Linked DNA regions of Mus musculus: region 2 is linked to region 1. A link is a loop called in an ENCODE intact Hi-C map of the cell type or tissue named here. Cell type or tissue: heart. All regions are shown on one strand.

Region 1 (2,500 bases):
CTTCTCCACCTTCCTGCTTGACTTTTTTTTTTTTTTTTTAGTTTGTATTCTTTTCTAAAAATATTTAAAAATTTTGTATGTATATGCATGTTTTGAATTTATGTATGGGTGCGCTGTATGTGTGACTGGTGCCTGTGGAGGCCAGAAGAGGATGCCATATCCCCTCACCTGGGATATTGTGAGTGGCCATGCATGCCGGATCTTCTGCAGGAGCAGCAGGCACACTTAACCTCAGAGCCTTCTCTCTAGCCCCTCCTTATTTCGAGGAGACAGCATCCTTCGCTGAACCTGGGTTTGGATGAGACTGAGCTGTGCTAATGGATACGAATTGCAGCGCCTGTCTTCATGTCCACACTTGGGCTGCAAACTCAGCTTGTCAAGCAGCTACTCTACCCACCCAACTGTTCCCTCACCCTCATGTCTCTAGTGTCTTGGGATTCAGTGATAAATTCTTGAGACACCATTTCTGCAAGCTTCCTCCATTTCTCTTTATTCTTCCCACTCCCAACCTTTATTTGCATAGATAGATTGTTGTTGAGCCCATGAATTCCCTCTCATTTGGTTTCTTCCGAAATAAAGAACCTCTACTGCATCTAAACCTTTGTTTCATGATTTTTCAGCTCAGGGATTTCGGTTTGATTTGAAGAAATCATTTCTGTCTTCCGCTTAAGCCTTTCTGTTAGAATATCCTCTTCTGAAAACTCAAGGAGTTTCCCCAGGGTGGCTCTTTCAAGTTCTTCCCCAGAGTGTCTGTCTACATGGGTTGTAATCCAGGCCATTCCTGGTGCCATATCTTTTTTTTTTTTTTCTTTCCAAGACAGAGTTTTTCTGTATAGCCCTGGCTGTCCTGGAACCCACTCTGTAGACCAGGCTGGCCTCGAACTCAGAAATCCGCCTGCCTCTGCCTCCCCAGTGCTGGGATTAAAGGTGTGTGCCATCACGCCTGGCTCTGGTGCCATATCTTTAGGTAAGCCTTGTTTCCCTGATGGCTCTTGATGCTTGGCATGACATCATCCTGCGCATATAAGGGTTAGTATTTCCTTAGGACCTCACAATCTAATTTTTCAGGAAATGTTTTTCTCTGAGCCTGTAGTCATGTGTATTACGTTTCAGAGTTAATTGACTGATGGTGTGTTTGGGTGCTCCAGTGCACAGGACTGGGTGCGCATGTGCCATGGCCCACATGTGGAGGTTAGAGGACACCTTACAGAAGAGAGTTCTGTCCATCCACCATGTGGGTCCTGGGCATCGAACTCAGGTTGTCAGGCTTTGCAGCAAGCGCCTTTACCTGCCAAACCATTCCACTGCCCACCTCGACCCATGTCTGCACTTGATGGAGCTCTAAATCCAAGATTGCTTCTCGCTGTTGGTGTGTTGTCGCTGTGTGAGCACTAGAGGGCGCTCCAAGCACAGATTTGTCAATCATCTGCCACTGCTCAGCCTGAATTGGGATCGTTTTTTAAGTCTTTTCCTGTGTACAAAGCAAGCCCATTTGCCCGTGTATCTGTCAGGAACTGTGGGATTCTGCCTGGCTCTAGGGTAAAATCACTGTGGAGGGATTCAAGTACTCTCTATAGTCATGGGCATAAACTCTGCACCGGGGCTCTGCATATCTTACCATTGGACCTTCAAACCCAGTTCTGGTACCAAGGGGGAGGCATTTTCCCCAGGATGCTTGGTGCGGCATCTCAGCCAGCCCCTTCCTTTGTTTGTGAGTGTATTTCTCCATCTTTCTAGCGCCAGACACATTAGGCCTCAACTGGCTTCCCCATCTCTTTAGAAGGTAGTTTGGTGCCACCTGTCCAAGTGGGTGTGTTCATGGAGAGAAAGTAGAGGGAGCCCATTTAGATATCAATGCATTTTTTTTCTTTTTTACGCCTAGAAATCATATTTTTACCCTTGGGGTTTTCTTGTGTCGTTCACTTTGGTTGCATTTTCAACACTAACTGAATTATTGCCTGGAAGGGGGTTCACATAGCACCCATAATTAGTTAACTTTAAGGAAAAGAGATTACTCTTAATCTGGGGCCTTGTCTGTCCAATCAGGGGAACACTGTAAAGGCAGACACCAAAGAAGGCTTCTTGAACAAATTCTTCAACACCAGCATTAGTGCCTGTTGGGGTTTCCAGCCTGCTGGTGAATAGCTATCCGGAGACGCGTTGATACATACTTACAACACTCAGAGTAATAGCTAGACGCATTGATACATACTTACAACACTCAGAGTAATAGCTAGACGCATTGATACATACTTACAACACTCAGAGTAATAGTTAGACGCATTGATACATACTTACAACACTCAGAGTAATAGCTAGCGGAGACGCATTGATACATACTTACAACACTCAAACAGAGTAATAGCTAGCGGAGACGCATTGATACATACTTACAACACTCAAACAGAGTGTAGGGCCCAAATCAATTGTCCTCCTCCATCCTAGAAGAGGCTTGGGGCTTCTCTGATGAAGCTTAGAATAGATAGAGCATTTACTGGTG
Region 2 (2,500 bases), 120 kb before region 1:
GTTCTTCACTCCTAGCCCTGCCTCCCAAGCCCCGGGCCTCTTACACATTTGCCTCCTGTACTCTGTAAGCAAAACCATTTCAGTCCTCTAAACTCGATGTCACGCTGGCCTGATACCAAAGAGTAGCACAGGGATTCCCGCTCTGGAACCATTAGAGCCACTCTGGGTTGGTGTGCTGTGGTGCTAAGCCTGTAACACTGACACCTCCATGGTGTGAACTAGAAAAGATACAACAGTACTTTCTGACAAATACCTGGGAACTGACTTTAAAGCAAGAAAAGGAAGGCTAGGCCAGATGGTACAAGCCCCGTTTTAACTGTTCTTTCTTTTCCTTTTTCCTTTTTTCCACTTTGGGTTTTTTCGAGACAAGGTGGTTCTGGAATTCACTTTGTAGACCAGACTGGCCCCAAACTAGAGACCTGCCTCTGCTTCCCTCCCTAGTGCTAGAATCAGGACTGTGCCACCATGCCCAGCCTTAGTTGGATTTGTAAGATGTCTTCTGACCTCTACAAACATACACACATTTGTGCACACACACACACACACACACAATATCAACTATCTTTGTTACGACAAACGACATTGATGTATGTGTATGTGTGTGCGTGTGTATATACTTATCTTCTGTTTTCTTGGTGTGTTTTAGTGAGAAGTCTGTCCCCGTCTCCTGACTCCTCCACGGCAGCAGATCCGCCCACTCCTCCACAGCTCAGGGAAGGATCGCATTTCATGTGTGTGTAGTCGCAGAAGTACGTCTTCTCTTCCCTTTGGTACTTTGTGTTAGGAGTATGTTACTTGGATTCTATCCATTTGTTGGAACAGCAATACAAGCAAATTAACCCTGGACTATGTCCCACCAGAGCACCTGGCCATGTATGTGAAGTCCAGGCCGTAGTTCAGGTTTCTCATATTGCCCTGGCAGGGAGTGGGTCTCTGGTGGCATTTTCTCTCAGTCTGTCATAGCATCATCCACACGTGCAGCAGAATCTGCAGTGAGCGGCCTGTGCCAGCCCTCCTGGCAGCGCTGCAGCTGTGCCCTGGAGACATCCTGCCCACACTCAGGCTGAGGAGCCAGGGCTGCCCTTTGGACAAAGCCATGATTATGATGTAGTCTGGGGCGGAGGCTTGACATTTCGAAACCGTTGGGTTGGAGCCAGGATAGAGCGAGCTGAGGGTGACTTCCTTCATTGCTTCTTTGGGGCTTTTTTATTATTATTACTGTTCCCAATAGTAATGTGTGTACTGTATATCTAATGTGTATGTGTGATGGATATGCCACATGAGTGTGCCATGACAAGAGTGTGAAGGCCAAAGGACAGCTTTGTGGATCCAGTTCTGTCCTGCCCCTATGTCCATTCTGAGGTTTGAACTTGAGTTATCAGTGAGGGCATAGGCACTGCTAAACTGTCTCACTGTCCCTCACACACACCAGACTCCACACTGTGTGCACAGAACCTCCCTTACTCAGAAATTTGTGCTTACAAGTAAATCGTTTTCCTGGAAAATGGGAGTGAGAATCTATACGCCGTTTCTATATGTTTTCTCAGCATCCACTGCCTCTTACAATGCTGGGAGCTTTTGAGTTCCTATAAACTCCAGAGTAGCCCTGGAGTAACAGCAGCATGAGCTGTCAGGCAGGCAGTCTTCAGGTGTCCCCAGCCGGCCGCACAGCGGCCTCTCACCTGGGCTCTGCCTTCACCCTGTCTTGGCCTTTGTAGTAGCTCTGCGCTTTGACTCGAAGCTCCTGTGGTTGTGGGTTGGCTTCCGTGCTGGGTTGAGGAGCTTCGCTAGAGTTAGGAATGACCAGTTGTGCCACCACGCCCAGCCTCATATGTTTTTTTAAAAAAGTTATTTTTGTGCCTTTAAAAAATGACTTAATTGATAATAGATCATGCAGGGCAGGGCGCCTTCTTTCTGGGTCAGGTTCACTGCTCCCTGCTTTCAGTAGCAGAGGGTGTCTGTTATCCAGAGCAGGCCAGTACAATAAACAGAAAATGGAAAAAAAAAAAAAAGGAATGACCAGTTGTCATAGGTGTACCTGTGGCTTGCCTTTTTCACTAGCAGAACTTTAGTTGTGTAAAAGTGACTCTGGTGACAGAATGACACTAGACAGGAAACATAAACAGGCTTGTGGCCTGACAGGTGTCCTCTCCTTCTATTAGGGAACAATGTGCAGTGAGAATATTCACGGGCCAGGCATCGTGGCCTTTGGGTTTAATCCCAGCTCCTGAGAGAGAGGCAGGCACACACGAGTGGGTTTAATCCCAGCTCCTGAGAGAGAGGCAGGCACACACGAGTGGGTTTCCGTGAGTTTGAGGACAGCCTGGTATTTACATAGTGAGCTCCAGGGGCCAAAGCTGCATGGTGAGACCCAGTCTCAAAACACAAAACTGCACAGGAGCTGGGCATGTAGCTCAGTTGGTATAGACATACCTAGTACACATGAAGTTCTGCATTCAGTTCCTAGCACCACAAAGAATCAGGCATAGTGGTGCACACT

Evidence for each region. A loop is a pair of places that touch in the nucleus more often than their neighbours do. Peaks named below come from ENCODE experiments on the same cell type or tissue, not always from the same donor. Only the 100,000 strongest peaks of a DNase experiment are listed, where the experiment ranks them.
Region 2: it touches region 1 in a loop (3-fold over the local background); 2 of 42 quality-filtered maps call a loop at or near these places.

Annotation. Positions count from the first base shown.
Region 1 is chr6:140,713,802-140,716,301 of GRCm38, forward strand. All of the region lies in intron 4 of Gm30215 (a long non-coding RNA gene), which reads left to right. Among named protein-coding and RNA genes, the nearest start is that of Gm30215, 35 kb to the left of the region's middle. In heart, a CTCF peak has its summit at 1,392 (motif pointing right); a DNase peak (open chromatin) is centred at 1,360; H3K27me3 peaks cover 656 bases.
Region 2 is chr6:140,592,909-140,595,408 of GRCm38, forward strand. It overlaps Plekha5 (pleckstrin homology domain containing, family A member 5), which reads left to right. Exons shown (of 31, transcript NM_144920.3): 31 at 647-1,998. The coding sequence ends at 741. Among named protein-coding and RNA genes, the nearest start is that of Aebp2, 29 kb to the right of the region's middle. In heart, no CTCF peak of the experiment used is centred here; a DNase peak (open chromatin) is centred at 1,013.